Regions from separate parts of the Mus musculus genome. Here region 2 is linked to region 1. The links are chromatin loops, found by intact Hi-C in ENCODE. Cell type or tissue: left cerebral cortex. All regions are shown on one strand.

Region 1 (8,000 bases):
ATCCAAAGAAGCCAAGGTGGAAAGGTAAACGATCCGCCATCAATGAGGAAGAGAGTGAGTGGGGGTGGGGACGGCACTGTTTAATTATCTGTGAACTGTTTGATGAATGTCCCTGTGCTATTCCAGGCTGTGAGTGCCATGGGGGCAGTAATGCTGATTTATTTCAAAATGATACTGTGATTGCCCAGTGTGGGCAGCTGAATAAATATTGACTGGCTGAATAGCTGAATCGATGCTAAATTTGATGCCTACTGCCACCACTTCAAAGGATTCTTTCTCTCTATTCCATACAGTGCTGTGACCGGAGAAGTCAAGGGACTTCCCAAAGGAGGCAAAGTAGATGCATCACAATGAATAAACAGGACAACATGGCAGGAAAAAAAAATGTTTGCTTTAAGACGAGAACAGTTAATCCTAAGCTTATAATAGAAACTTTTTAATATAATCAACATATACCCTTGAAATTGTAATAACTGTCTATAGTTGTTTTCTGGCCTTACACAGTTTACTATAGGAAGAAAGTCCTACAAAGAAAGAAATTAAATAGTAATTGAGTATTTCTTTTTCTATCAGCAAGTAGCAATCACCCTTTATGTTTATCCTCACCACTTACCTATTCAGCACCATAAAGCATGAATGAAGGCCCATCCATTAAGCAACATTATGCGCTCTATACTCCGTGCACAGAGCTACAAAGTTTAACAATGGGCATACAGTATAGAACAGAACAGACAAGTACCATTTTCAGAGAGAAGCTGTATTCATCGTACGAAGTTTACTTTGTTCCTACAGCACTCTAGTGATGTATTCAAGTTCCTCTACAGAAAGAATGCTGTTGCTTGGAATAATCCTATACTACCAGAATAAGTTATTTCTATCCAAATATTTGTGATACCATGTTTGATTAAGACAAAGCATTTTTAAAGTCTCATAGAGTTTGATATAATAAAATTTTACAATGAAAATAATCAGTTTCAGCCCACATCATCGGTTACAGAAGTGACCTGGGAATGGACTCCCTTGGCACAAGTAAGCAGCCCTGGTTCTCTGTCACACATACTTTGGGAAAGGCGCCAAAATGAGCAACCACCATAATGAGGATAAAGAACACAATATGGAAGTAAAGAGAGCGAGTTCTGGATATACCAAGATTTAGTCAGCACCAATCACATTTTGGATGTTAGACAGCCAACTAAATGTAGAACTTGGACTGCGCCCACGTGTGAGATGCTGCCTGGAGTGTGCAGTTTTTATCAGCCACAGTTCTAAATCTGGTGCTTCTCATACAACAGGATACGGAATTATCCCAGAGAATCAGAAAAGGCTGAGTTCTTTCAAGTTGTAAGGAAATGAACACAGAAAAGCAACAGCAGCAACTGTTTATATAAAAGATTCCAAATAAGGAGGAATAAAAATAAAATACCAAAACCAAGAAGCATATGGAGAAAACGATCAGTATAACTGTGCTTTCTATGTACCAGGAATGATATGGTCCTTATAGGCACTACGTACAGTATTACATTAAAAACTGCATAGTAAAAATGATTTAAGTTTCTTTTAAGATTTCTAATCATCAAGAAGTCTCACTTTGGTGGTCATGAGCTTTTAATAACTTCTGAGCATTATCTAACTCCCCAGTGACAAAGTGGGTGTGGATTTTCTGAACTTTCTAAATCAACAGCCTCCAGCTCAGTGATACTGCTTATGTGAGGGGCTTTCAAATGCCTTGCATTCCTTTATATGCTTAGAACTGTGGATTCTAACCTAGCATCAATGAACTCTGAACAAATTGAACACTTGCTTTAAAAATGTAATCTTAAGTTAACTGTTCATAAAACCAAAACTAGTAAAAAGTGACTTTTTTTCCTTCAAAATCTATTTAACATTTGGCCTAAACCGAGTACAAAAAAATAAAAAAGGGGGGGGACCCTAGATTTTCAAATTTGTGCCTGCATCAAATCATTTGTAAAATTTGGTTAATGGATACAAAGAAAATCCACCCTCAAAAACATATCAACTTGGAAAAGGGTGCACTTTAATACCCTTTTCTGATTCTTTTTAAGAATATATACAACACTAAAATGTGACAAGACATATTTTCTTGATATCAGTTCCAATGTAGAATTTCAAGCCTTACCAGTAAATATTTTGTATTTCATACACTTGTAAGAGAATGTGTTATTTGGAAAACAGATGTAAAGTAGGAGCTAAGGAAGACTTGTAAAAAAAACAGATTCCATAAGATTGTTTGGGCGACACAGAAACACCGTACCATTTTAATCAACCACTTAAGACACGCCATGTTGGCTTTCCATTTACAAGTACTTATTTTTTAAAAATCCACATTTCGTTTTGAGGATTTAAGGACATTAAGTAACGGTAGTGTGTAGTTATGGGAAAGTGTGAAGTAATTTGGAAAACAGGAAATAAACAAACCAGTACAGATCTCACAAAATACCATCTGCTCTCATTTTAGGGAAAGGGAAACCACAGTTGTTCTCTTGGCTAGCTAGCCCCTTCTGCTTGGGGGTCTTCCTCTATGTGACACCTCTCCAGAGATGTGGCGCCCAATTAATTGAGGACAATTTAACTTTGGGATAGATTAAGGGCACCATCTAAGAAACATAATTGGCAAGTTTTGCAAAAGTGAAACATCCAATCAGGACTTTGTGCGCTACTTTTATGGTACCCTGCCTCAGAAATAGGAGTGCATTCTAACAGGCAAAACGTGTTAGTTACACCAACTGCAGAGTAGTGAGAGAAGTATTTCACCGCACTGTAATCAAAATTCCTGGGGATGGAAGAGCACTTCTACTTCAGGGTCTGTGAAGGCAGAGGCAAGCCTCAGAGAGCAAGATGCTGAGGTTAGGCTACTGATTTCTAAAGGAAAGGCAACAGCTTGTGTCACCAGCTAAGGCAGCACAGGCCATTAAGACAGCCAACCAGATGGTCTTAGATTCCAGTTCCTGACGCTGGGGCGGGGGCAGGGGTTAAGTCAAGCCCAGGTCACAGACATTGTCCCTGCTTCACGGAGCAGGTCACCTGTCAGCCAGGTCTAGGCTGCAAGGGGGTGCCCATCGAGGCTGTGCCTCACCTGACGGTCCTGACCACGAAGTACACCAGCACCGCGGCGCTCACCACCACCAACACGGTCAGGGCCCGCTGGGTCATGGGTTTGTCGCCAGGACTGGGACTCACGGCCAGGCTGCCACCCTGGGAACCTTCTCCGGCCTTCCCTTCGAGGCCGTCCGCCTCAGACCCCGCCCCGGGGATGCTGTCATTGCGGCTCTCCGCGCCTGGCAGCCCGGCAGCATCAGACTGAGCTTGGCCCCGAGGCTGGGCCGCGGTGGGGCCCGGAGGAAGCGGCGACAGCGTGTGCGGCCCGGGCTTGGGAGACTTGGACTCCTGCACCTCCCTGACCACCATCGACGGTACCGCCCCGGACCCGCTCAGAGCGGGCAGCAACAACAACACGAAGGCCGGAGCCAGGAAGTGGCAAGGCCCGGAGCAGCCGCGCGGGGTCGGCATGGTCTCCACGCCGGCCTCTCAGCACGCCGCAGCCGCCGGGCCGGCCTCCCGGTCCGCAGCGCCGACCATGGGCGCGCCGGAACCGCAGAGCCGACTCTCCGGAGGAGAGCGGGTGGCTGAGACTGCGCCGGGTGGCTTCGGCGGCGGCGGCGGCAGCAGCCTGCCGGGACAACCGGAAGTTCGTACATCCCCGCAGCCACTGCTGCTACGGACGCCTCCGGTTGCTAATATGTAGGGGCGGGCTGCGCTCAGTGACGTCAGAGGTTCGAGCCTATTGCGCACGCGTAGCTGTGGGACGCTCTGAGAGGTCCCAACTAGGTTTTCCATGTTTCAGGAGTGTTCCTAATAGTGAAAAGGCTTGGGCCAGAGTGGGTAACCTGAACAAGATGAACAGTTATGCCTACAGTTCTTTCCAAGTGGGGAAACGGGAGCAATAGGAAACTCGATTTAATTTCCTTGATGTCAAACTTCATAACTACATCTAATCAGTAAACACTTCCTCTCAGTTCCCTCAGGAGGATCACAAACTTTAAAGAGAGCTTTTTCTAGCTGTAAGGGTATCGACTATTCTTGGAATCCCTTTCTTTGGAAAATGTAAAGTTGTTTATTCAGGTTTTCCCCCTTTAAAGTGTAAATATTTGTAAAAACCTCTCTTGTCAATTTCCAGAGACCTACAGTCATCCTTTTGAAATAAAACCAACAAGAAAATTGTGCCCCTGTTAACTAGTTTTTGCTATGGGCTGCCTCAAGCTGCAAAACTATCCCTGAACTTATGGAAGAGAGAAAGTTTGTATATTACCTTAGCAAATACCTGGGGCTGTGATCTGCCTACTCTAGTTTACTTTACAGAACTTGAACTCCAAATTTAGTTCTCTTACATTTGAATAATGTTGCCTTTATCTAAGATTTCCATCAAGTAACACTGAGAAAAACCAGACACCTGCCTGGGGCATTGGAGCATGGGTTGTGTATAAATATGATTAGTTCTTTCTTGAGCTTTCTTTCAGTCTATTATAAACAGATTTTTTAAAAGGCTTTCTCAGACATCTGTCAAGAGTCAGCTGTTTAAGGGTCTGGAACTGCAATTTAGTCCATGTCCTGGAAACTATTAGGATTACCCTGAAGACACTGCAGTAGCTATAGAGGACCTCTAAAATCACAGCTGAAGACATGTTCTAGACAGCCTGTTCCAATCTTAAAATGCAGAACGTCACAAGACAGGTATCTGTGAATTCTACTTAATTTTGCAGGCATTTTCAAACAAGAGCTGAAGTATTTCCCTTGTGAGGGTTAACAAAACTTCATTTTATGCTAAGCATCCAACTTGGTACCCATTAGCCATTTGTCTCTGACTCCAGTCCCTTGAAGATAAGCTCCCAGTAACCTGGACTCAGTGACCACATACAGAAATGCACAGCCATGGCATTATGATATGACTAGCTGCTTTTTTAATTGTGTAATTTACTTATGCAGATACCCAAAGATTGTTTGGCCTTGCCCACGTAAGCTTGGCAGAAAAGACCAGTATTTGGTTATTTGCATAAATATTGAAGATCTTGTGGTTTTGTCTTTAAAAAGCCTTTCCCCATACCACTCCTCACAACATGCATGAGCTTGGGCTTTAAGACTATTGCCCTGCTAGCAGATAATCAATGCATCTTTTAATTATAATGTAATTGACTCTATAGTATTTTCCCGAGGGGTCAAAAAAGCCTCCATAACAACCTCTTGGCCAACAAGAGATCTCTGGTTGATACAAACATAGTTCTTCATTCTCAATAGGTGTTGTGCTATAATTTGTGCAGATACACTGTCATTTGCCCACAGGTCTGCTGTAGTCAGTATAGACATTCTTGTAACACCTGTTTTTTTGTTTTGTTTTGTTTTGTTTTGTTTGTTTTGTTTGTTTTGTTTTGTTTTGTTTTGTTTTAATAGATGGTTGAGGTCACTTTTTGAGCCACCAGGAGAGAGTCTTCTGTGTTGTCCCCAGTTTTTGCAATATTGGGCACAGTAGCTTCCTCTGTATTTACCTTTCCTTGTTGAATTTTTTTTCTTTGTCACTATTGGTGCTGGATGAACTATAAAACGATCAAAGGCAGAGTCAAAGTAAGCGTGGTGGTTTGAATAGGTTTGGACCCCATAGACTCATGTGTTTGAATGCTTGACCACAGGGATTAGCATTATTAGGAAGTGTAGCCTTATTGGAGTAGGTGTGGCCTTATTAGAGAAAGTATTATGTTACTGTGAGGGCAGGCTTTAAGGTATATTACCTTGTTTTACCAAAAATACACCATTATTATTCTTAATTTACAACTAAGAAAACTGAGATAGAAGATAATTTTGCTAAGACAGGTGTGTCTAGTAGTATTGCTAAATACAGACCCCTTGTGGTTCCAGCAAACAGATTATTTACTGCTTTATTATTATGTTTGCCCAATTCTAGCTTATTGTCTCAATCTGCTATTTCTAGGATAATAGGCAATAACCAGTCACCGTAAAATCATTGTGGCATAAACCAAGTAAACATTTCTCTTTCATACATGAGTGATTAAAGTCTTGTCAGCTATCTCAGCCTAAACCTGTCTGTACTTGGTTCTAGGCTGCCTGTTTAATTCATTTATACCTGGTAACTTCTTATATTCTTCCAGGATCAGAGTACTGAAGTTATCATATTCTTTTCAAGGGTAGTATCAAGTAGAAGGGTAGTAGAGAACAGACATAGAGAGGAACAATATGTTTGTTTGTTTGTTTTTGTCTAATGAGGAAAATAAATATTAACCTAAAAAATAAATCTCAACTGATGCTGTTGATTGTTCTTGTTCAGTGATAACTGTTACAGTTGATATGAATGTACCTAGTTTTTGAAGAACCTCTAGAGTTCAGCATTAAAAAGGACATGCTTGGGTCTCCAACACAGCTATGTCAGTAGAGAAAAAATAAACTTGGTATTAACAGGCATTCCATTGCCAGTTAAATCATCCATAGGAAAAAAATTACTAATTATTCTCCAATGTCAAAATCTCCATGCTTGTCCATTAGTGGTTAGGTTTAACTTTACTGATCATGTATTACTACTGTACCTGATGGAAATGTCACATATTCATACTGTCTTTTTTTAAAACATTTTAAATTTTTAATATTTTAACAATGGTGTGTGTGTGTGTGTGTGTGTGTGTGTGTGTTTGCTATATGAGAGAAGGGGGGCATTAATTATCTCTGTGTCTGACACTTTGACCAAAGTCCAGGCAGATGCTGCTGTTCTGGACTGGTGCCTGGGGCCATGCTGATGTCAGAGTTGTGCAGAGCTGCCCCCAACTCTTGCCTGAACCTCACTGGAGAGTTAGCCTCATAGGAAAGATGGCCTTCCTCACCAGCTGCAGTACTAGAGCTGGCCCTGGTTGCAGGCAAGGGAGTTTGCATTTAAGCCAGCCCTGAGGGTCTGAGTGATGGAGAGCTGGCCCAGTCCCTCATCTGCTGCAGCACTTGAGAGAACAGGCCTTGGCATCACAATAGAGCTGCCTCTGATGACAGGTTCAGGTGGGCCAGCTCCAAGGGCATGAGATCTGGGGAAGCTGCCTTGTCTCGTGCTGGCTACGGCACTGGATGAGCTATCCTGGGCAGTGCTAGAGAACTGTCTCTGGTGTTATGTGCTGGTGAAGTAAACAACCCAGGTACCAAGCAGGCTCAGATCTAGAGCTTTGAGTTGGCCCACCTCAACATCTATCAGATCTATAAAAGGTTGGAGTATATGAAGGTGTAGGTCCTACAGATACAATGTGGCAGGACCTGCATGATACAGGAAAACAACAAGATCCCCATGAGGGTCCAGTATTGGTAGTGTAGCAGAAACCAGAGACTTTGAAACAGAACAAGGAGTCTTTGCAATGAACATTTGCTAGTAAAGAAGTCCACAAAAGTTATACTGTAGATAGATTGTGATATAGCTACCTCTCTGAGATTTTTCTTGTGGGGGATGAGGTGAGGTGGTGCATGCTGCAAAGGAAGAGGGTGGGTACAAAAAGGTAAGATTGGGGTGTATGATGTAAAATTCACAAAAAATCAATAAAAAGTTAAATTAAAAGAATACTTCAGTGTTACTTGGCCTAATAGATTTTTACCAACTTTGGGCTTTGTAAAACAGAATTTAGGTACATATATCACTACTCACTATGGATTTACAGGTGACATTTTTGTGCCTAACAGAATGTCTTATACATGCTCAGCATTCATGAAGTATTTACTGAGTTTAATGGAAATAAAGTTAATTTATGACAAGAGAGAGAGAGAGAGAGAGAGAGAGAGAGAGCTGTAAATGTAAGCTTCAGAAAAGCCAGAGATTAACGTGCTAGAAAAATGGAAAAAGAAGAAAGGATCTTTATCTCCTCACATCAGAGTTGTATATTGTGGGAACTAAAAAGAGGGCCCAGGGAAGAGAGAAAGGACCCACGCCCCACCAGAGTTCCACCCACTCT
Region 2 (8,000 bases), 1.2 Mb after region 1:
GCAGAGCAATTCAGTCAGAAGCCAAGAGAAACCAACTTGAATCAGTCATCTTGGAGAAGAGTTTGAGCCAGAACAGCTGAGTTGAACCAGTCAGCCATAATTCAGAAAGAACTAAAAAGGGTGAGCTTATTCAGCAGTAAGCCTCCTACATGACAATTACATCTGTCTAATAAAAAGTTACTTTGACAGGAGGCATCTGAGAAGAGGGAAGCTCAACTGAGAAAATACCTCCATAAGATCCAGCTATAAGGCATTTTCATAATTAGTGTTTGATATGGAAGGGCCCAGGCAATTGTGAGAGGTGCTACTCCTGGGCCAGTGGACCTGGATGGAATAAGAAATCAGGTTGACGAATGGCAGAGAAGCACTTGAAAAAATGTTCAACATCCTTAATCATCAGGGAAATGCAAATCAAAACAACCCTGAGATTCCACCTCACACCAGTCAGAATGGCTAAGATCAAAAATTCAGGTGACAGCAGATGCTGGCGAGGATGTGGAGAAAGAGGAACACTCCTCCATTGTTGGTGGGAGTGCAGGCTTGTACAACCACTCTGGAAATCAGTCTGGCGGTTCCTCAGAAAACTGGACATAGTACTACCGGAGGATCCAGCAATACCTCTCCTGGGCATATATCCAGAAGATGCCCCAACAGGTAAGAAGGACACATGCTCCACTATGTTCATAGCAGCCTTATTTATAATAGCCAGAAGCTGGAAAGAACCTAGATGCCCCTCAACAGAGGAATGGATACAGAAAATGTGGTACATCTACACAATGGAGTACTACTCAGCTATTAAAAAGAATGAATTTATGAAATTCCTAGCCAAATGGATGGACCTGGAGGGCATCATCCTGAGTGAGGTAACACATTCACAAAGAAACTCACACAATATGTATTCACTGATAAGTGGATATTAGCCCCAAACCTAGGATACCCAAGATATAAGATATAATTTGCTAAACACATGAAACTCAAGGAGAATGAAGACTGAAGTGTGGACACTATGCCCCTCCTTAGATTTGGGAACAAAACACCCATGGAAGGAGTTACAGAGACGGAGTTTGGAGCTGAGATGAAAGGATGGACCATGTAGAGACTGCCATAGCCAGGGATCCACCCCATAATCAGCATCCAAACGCTGACACCATTGCATACACTAGCAAGATTTTATTGAAAGGACGCAGATGTAGCTGTCTCTTGTGAGACTATGCCGGGGCCCAGCAAACACAGAAGTGGATGCTCACAGTCAGCTAATGGATGGATCATAGGGCTCCCAATGGAGGAGCTAGAGAAAGTAGCCAAGGAGCTAAAGGGATCTGCAACCCTATAGGTGGAACAACATTATGAGCTAACCAGTACCCCGGAGCTCTTGACTCTAGCTGCATATATATCAAAAGATGGCCTAGTCGGCCATCACTGGAAAGAGAGGCCCATTGGACTTGCAAACTTTATATGCCCCAGTACAGGGGAATTCCAGGGCCAAAAAGGGGGAGTGGGTGGGCAGGGGAGTGGGGGTGGGTGGATATGGGGGACTTTTGGTATAGCATTGGAAATGTAAATGAGTTAAATACCTAATAAAAAATGGAAAAAAAAAAAAAAAGAAATCAGGTTGAACAAGTTTGGGGCGTCATCCTTCCTGGCCTCTACATCAGTCCCTGTCTACAGGTTTTTACCCTGATTGACTTCCTACCATGAGTTCCCTCAGTCAAAGAGTGCAAAAAATATTTTTTTAAAAACCTGTAAGTTTTCTTTCCAATGTTCCTTTGTTTGTTTGGTTGGTTGGTTGGTTGTTGGGTTTTTTAGGATTTACTTATTTATATGTATATGAATACACTGTTGCTGTCTTCAGACACACCAGAAAAGGGCATCAGATCCTATTACAGATGATTGTGAGCCACCATGTGGTTGCTGGGATTTGAACTCAGGACCTCTAGGAAGAGCAGTCAGTGCTCTTAACCTCTGAGCCATTTCTCCAGCTCCTTGGTCATATTTTATCACAGCAATAGAAGCTCTGATTCACCCAATACTCTAAGGTCTAACTTTTGTACATGTGTTTATGGCTCTATCTAATTCCTTGCAATGTTATTTAATATTTTTACCCTAAGTATGTTAACTTGGGCAACACACTAAAAAGAGGTTAGGGATGGTTATTCCTAAAGTATTCATAGAAGCACTGGCTATAGCATAATGCTCTTACAGAAGAGCATTATGGAACAAAGAGCATTATTTGGAACAAAGCAGGATGCTGTCTACCATCTGTAATTCTAGTTCCAGGGGATCCTCTGTCCTCTTCTGCCCTCCTGAGGCTCCTGACAACATATGGTGCACATAAACTCATGCACGCAAACACACATACAAATAAATAAACAATAAATATTTTTGAAGCTCTAAAAAATATTTCCAATTATTAACACGGGCAGAAAAGATAAAGACCAGAAAGTGTTGGGGAAAGAAAGGAAAATACAATTAAGCAATCTCAAGAGTTAACACAGACAAGAGGACACTAATCCAGAAAGGCCATCCTGTTTCATTTACCCCAAGACTGCACATATTCACTCTTGAAAATCCACCTTCTTACACATTGCTTCTTGGCTCAGAGGTAATCCTAACCAGCATGTGTGTCCATATGTAGTCATTTGTTTACACCCCTCCACTCTCCTTGGCAGCTCCCTTGAGGAGCAGCCACATCCTGGGGGTTATGCAGATCAGGAAAGTGGAATCCCGAGAGACTCCGCCATTGTCTTAGAACTTGAATTTATTTTTCTGGCCAAGTTGAGCTTTAGAACTCTTTGCACGTGGTGTCAAATAGCCCTAATGCAATACCAGGAAACAAGTAATGCCCAGGTTTCTCTGGTGCTCGTCTCCTTAAAATTTCCTTTTAAGAAAATGTACAATGATAGCCTGGTTGCGGTCATTTCACCTGTAACCACCAGCACTCAGGACGCAGAGGAAGAACGACAGAGACTTGGCAGCCAACCTGGGCTGTGTAGTGAGACACTATCTTGAAAAGTCAAAAGGAAGGAAACGAGAGAGAAGGAAGGAGGGAAGACTACTATGATAAGTATAAAAATAAATATATATAATGTACACATGTGTATGTATATGTAACTACGAATGAGGATAGTGAATCCAAAGGCAATATGTCACCAGTTCATAGCTTCTAGTTTGTTATATTATATTTATGATGTTTTTCCCTCTTCATTTTATTACAGAAATACACTTTTCAAGTTTTCAGGATTTGTTTAAAGAAAATTCTATATGAATCTCTTTGGGGGCTTTGTTTTGTTTTATTTTTCTCCCAGCAGAGCAACTATTCAAACTGAGACACCTCCCCCCCCCCCCGCAAAAAAAAAACTGAGAACCCCAAAACCTACAGTATATGTACATGTGGCTCTATTTTCTTTTCATCAGCATTCACCTTCACCTGCAAACTTTTCTGGGGAAAAACACACACACACACATACGTATATGTATACATATACATATATACCAATTTAAGCCTGTACCTTGCACGGTTGTTCCCTCTGTTTTTTGCACCTGTGTGTTTTTTAGGACATCATACGCTGTCCTCTATACTAATTGCACTTTTAATTTCAACCATTTCCCATTAATAATTTAAAACTGCATGCTTTGATTCGAAGTCTGGGGTAAGGAAATTGGGTGCCAGAAATCAGTTTGTTACACATTTGGCAGAGATTTCTTTTTACCCTATAGGCTATGGAGCTGAGGACCTCTGCTGGCAATCTTGCAGCTGTGCATGATTTTTTTTATTATTATTTTATGTTGCTGGAAGAAATGAGGTTACCTATTTAATCTGAACTAATCCTTTTTACTTAGAATCCTTTAATTGGCTTCTTAGAGCTGTATTGATCCTGCCACATTTTCAACAATTTGAGCTTTACATCTCACAATAATTGTTTTACTTGCATGAAAGAAATTCTATTAGGCAAAAAATGCATTTTAATATTACTAATCTTTTAAAAAAATAAGTTAAGTTTGTTCAGATAAAATGCCTAGATTTTTTCCTTAACATATATACATGTCTGTATATTTGCATATGGAAATGTGTGGATAGGTTCAGATACATAGAAGATACAGGTAACTCCTCAAAACATGGGACATGGAGCTTAATAAAACATGGAATGAAATGTTATGAGCATAATCAAAGTGATATATTCCTCACTTTTCTGAAATTTAGGGTTATTTCTATGTGATTTATTTCCACCTAGCATTGGGAGACAAAGTTTTGCCTAAATGCCTTTGGCAAGCATGTAAAACTTGGATACAGCTATCATGTCAATTAACATGTTGAAGCTTGGGAATGTAATCACACTGGTTACCCCATCTCGCAACTCCTTTGTTACTCCTCTGTGCCCTGGCCCCAATACATAAATTTAAAGATGATTACCGCTGAGACAGACCTTAGAAATCGTATCTAACCCTAATCCTGCGCTAGACTTCAAACCACCAGAAGAATTGTGAGAAAACAATAGCTACAAAGTATCTGTTTGATTCACTCTGCATCATTTGAAAGCCTGGCTTTAGCGTCCCCTAGAAATGATAAAATAAAATTAAAGACACCCTGCATGGTGGCTCAGGGATTTAATCCCACCACTGGGGAAACAGAGGCAGGTGGATCTCCGAATTCGAGGCCAGCTTGGTCTACAGTTAGCAGCCCTCATTGTGTCTAATTAAACTCTGCCTCGAAGGCACTGGCCCCAACTTAGTGTTCACTTTCCTAACCTTCAAAATGACTGGCGTGCACAGCCATCAGTTACTGATTGTGACCTAACTTACCCAAGTTCAGGAACTTAAACCTTTATTTCATAGTTTGAATGGTTGAGCAAGTGAGGGGTGGTTTATTTCAGTTAGTTCCAGCTCAGGTGTCAAACAAGGCTACAGGCAATGTCACATGAGACTGCGGTTTCCTGAGGCTCAGCTGGCTCTAGCGGATTTGCTTCCAAGCCCAATCCCGGAGCTGTGGCAGGGAGTTTCTGCTCCACACTAAGTCTCTCTGGAGGAGTACCCACAACATGGCTTTCTCCAAGACAAGTGAGATGGGAAAGAGAGAGTGGGGAAGAGAAAGCTACACAGTGGAAGAAAATTCACCAGCTATTCTCCAGAGGAGGATTAGCACCCAGATAGTTCTATGCTAAGAACTCAGATTAAATATCAAAAACACCATGTGATCAATAAATGAGCAAATGTGTTAAGAAGACAGTTCAAAAAGCAACCTACCATTGGCCAATAAATGTATTTAAAAGTTTAAACTTCAGGAAAATGTCGTAAGAACTATGTTAAGATTTTACCATGGCGCATTCATAACCACTAATGAAGATACGAGTAAAGGGTAATTCTTGTGCTCTGTTAGTAAAACTATAAACTAGTGCTGCTGGTATGGCAATCAGTAAGGATGTTCCTAAAATTACTAAAAATAAGACTACCACATGTTCCAGCAATACCATTCTTCGGTATGTACTCAAAGGACTCGTAAGTCAACACACCACAAAACACTTGTATCTATTAACAGATGAATAATACAGGAAATGTAGCATATATATATACATATATATATATGTATATATATACACATATATACACACACATATATATATGTATATGCTACTATATATATAACCAACCACACACACACACGTGTTTATACAGCCACAAAGAAGAACAAAATTTCCGGGAAACTGATGGAACTGGAAATCATCATACTAAGCAAATAAGTGGGACTCAGAAAGACAAAATCTCTAAATCCTTTCATATGTAGAATCTAGATTTTACAGCAAGACAGGAAAGGACAATGGGTATTGCTTTGGAAGTGAGCAAGATCTGAGACAGGAACAAGAGTGTCTAGGAAAGAGAATATAATCACGGTACATGTATGAAGACATCACAAGGAAACTGAATCATATTCAAATAGTATGCCAGCTTAGAGAGAGATGTACACAGCTATGATGACTGCTTTTATCATTTTTATTATCTTCCTAATTTATCTTTGCTAGTGGTAGTTAATATACATGCCTCTGACACTTGATACAAAAGAAAAAACAACAGTGTTCCCACAAAAACAATCATTGTACTTCTCTGGCTTTTCTTTGGTTTCAGTTTTGATTTGGGATTTGGTGATGGTATAAACTAAACCCACAGATTTGCACATATTAGCCAAATGCTGAGCTGCACCTCTGATCGGTATAGTCTCATAAAGACACACCTCACAGTCCCTGGACGCCATGATGAACTTCTGTTGACTCTGCCTACCTTTACCTTTCGGGTGCAATATTTCCTTTTTCTTTTCTTTGTCTCTCTCTTGGGTGCTGTCCTGAACCTAAGTTTGCATTTTCAAGAGCTCTGGGTTTCCTTGCTTTGTCTTCCTGCCATGTGGCTGCCTACCGCCATATGGCCGGCCTCCATGCAGGCTTAACTCAAACAATATGGCTTTCTCTGCTTCTTTGTTCCATTCTTGGCCAGGCAGCTACCGAGATACAGCTCGCCTGTCCTGAAGATTTTCTTTTAAACTCTAAAAAAATTGTTCTCCGGTTTCAAGAAAACAAAGTCGCTGGCTTATGAGATATGCACTGCAAATGCTGTATACAAAGTGCCAAATTCTGGAAACAGTATAAATCCCACAGCATACTAAACTCAGTAATACTTTCTGAATATGTTTTAATTGAAATAAAATATCACTTACCCTCCATCTTTCCTCCCTCCAGCCCCTCTCAGCTATGCTTTGAACCCCCTTGCACCCCAACTCTTGAGCTGATAGCTTCTAATTCTTGGATCATTGTTACATACATATAACTCTCTCTCTCTATATATATATATATATGTACATGCACAAATATATATAAATAAAACCTGAAGAATTCATTTGGGTTCTTTGTGTGTTCATGACTTCAAGGCTGACCACTCTGCACTGGACATCCAACGATGGCTCATTGCTAGGAGAAACTAGTTCTCCTTCTCCCAACAGTCATTGGTTGCCTGTATAGTTCTTTGTTCAGGCGTAGGACCACTTGAAGTGTTGACCCTTCCATGTTAACATGTCCATTGATATTGCCATTGTTCTTGTATATACAGCCATTACAGGAAATCTCAGAGTTCCTGGTATTCTAACTCTTTCCATGTCCCCTTCTCCCAACCTTCCATGATATTTTCTGAGCCATAGATGCAGGCACTGTAAAGTGGATTTATCCATTGGAACTGTACTCTCGAAATCTGTTGATCCCTTTATGATATCCAATTGTAGTTTTCTATGATGGCCTCTATTTGCTGTAAAGACAGACTTCTTTGGTTAGGGATAGTACATTCACTTATCTGTGGGCATAATAAAATTAAGAATGTAGTAAGAAATTATGCTGGTCTTATTAAGTGGAGGCAGTAAATTGTTTTCTAAGGTCCAAGACCTCATTAGCCCTAGAAAGCTGGCCAGGTTTCCAGTAACAGGTATGATTTCTTTCTGGTTGAGTGGGCCTTAAGTCCAATTGGGCAGCCACCAAGATGTGAACACCACTTATTGATTGCACTTTTATGCATAACTTGACATGCTAGTAATTTAGTTGTTCATAGATGTTGCAGTTTGGTAAAATGTTTTAATTGCTTCCCTCCCTTGGCAGTTTGCATAGGATTTTCTGGAACCATGGAAGCTAGATTGCATGATATGGCAATCTGCCTGCAAGCTATGCTGATGCAATAGTAGCACAAAGGTTGTAGGAGTAACCAACCACTCTCTGGTTGGATTTAAAGGCAATGAGATGGAACCCATGCTGACACTGCTTGGTCAAGGACCTGAAACTAGATAGGCTGTAAGCTTAGAGGAAAACAAAATACTGTTGTTCTGCTCATGGAACATAGTAATAAAATGACTCCTAACAACATTTTGCTGTTGCATGTAGCTTTTGCTACCCGGCCTAAGCTCCAGGAATGGATTGCACTACCAGCTCCTGCTCAGAGAATACTGAATCTGCAGATGAAAAAGACAGACACAAACA

The links. A loop is a pair of places that touch in the nucleus more often than their neighbours do. Peaks named below come from ENCODE experiments on the same cell type or tissue, not always from the same donor. Only the 100,000 strongest peaks of a DNase experiment are listed, where the experiment ranks them.
Region 2: it touches region 1 in a loop (4-fold over the local background); 3 of 42 quality-filtered maps call a loop at or near these places.

Annotation. Positions count from the first base shown.
Region 1 is chr1:95,309,345-95,317,344 of GRCm38, reverse strand. Fam174a (family with sequence similarity 174, member A) reads right to left here and starts at 3,717. Exons shown (of 3, transcript NM_026321.4): 1 at 3,095-3,717. The coding sequence starts at 3,528. In left cerebral cortex, no CTCF peak of the experiment used is centred here; DNase peaks (open chromatin) are centred at 1,190, 2,787, 3,067 and 3,755; H3K4me3 peaks cover 2,667 bases; H3K27ac peaks cover 2,002 bases.
Region 2 is chr1:94,135,362-94,143,361 of GRCm38, reverse strand. No RefSeq gene overlaps it. Among named protein-coding and RNA genes, the nearest start is that of Pdcd1, 87 kb to the right of the region's middle. In left cerebral cortex, a CTCF peak has its summit at 3,722 (motif pointing left); DNase peaks (open chromatin) are centred at 3,667 and 6,429.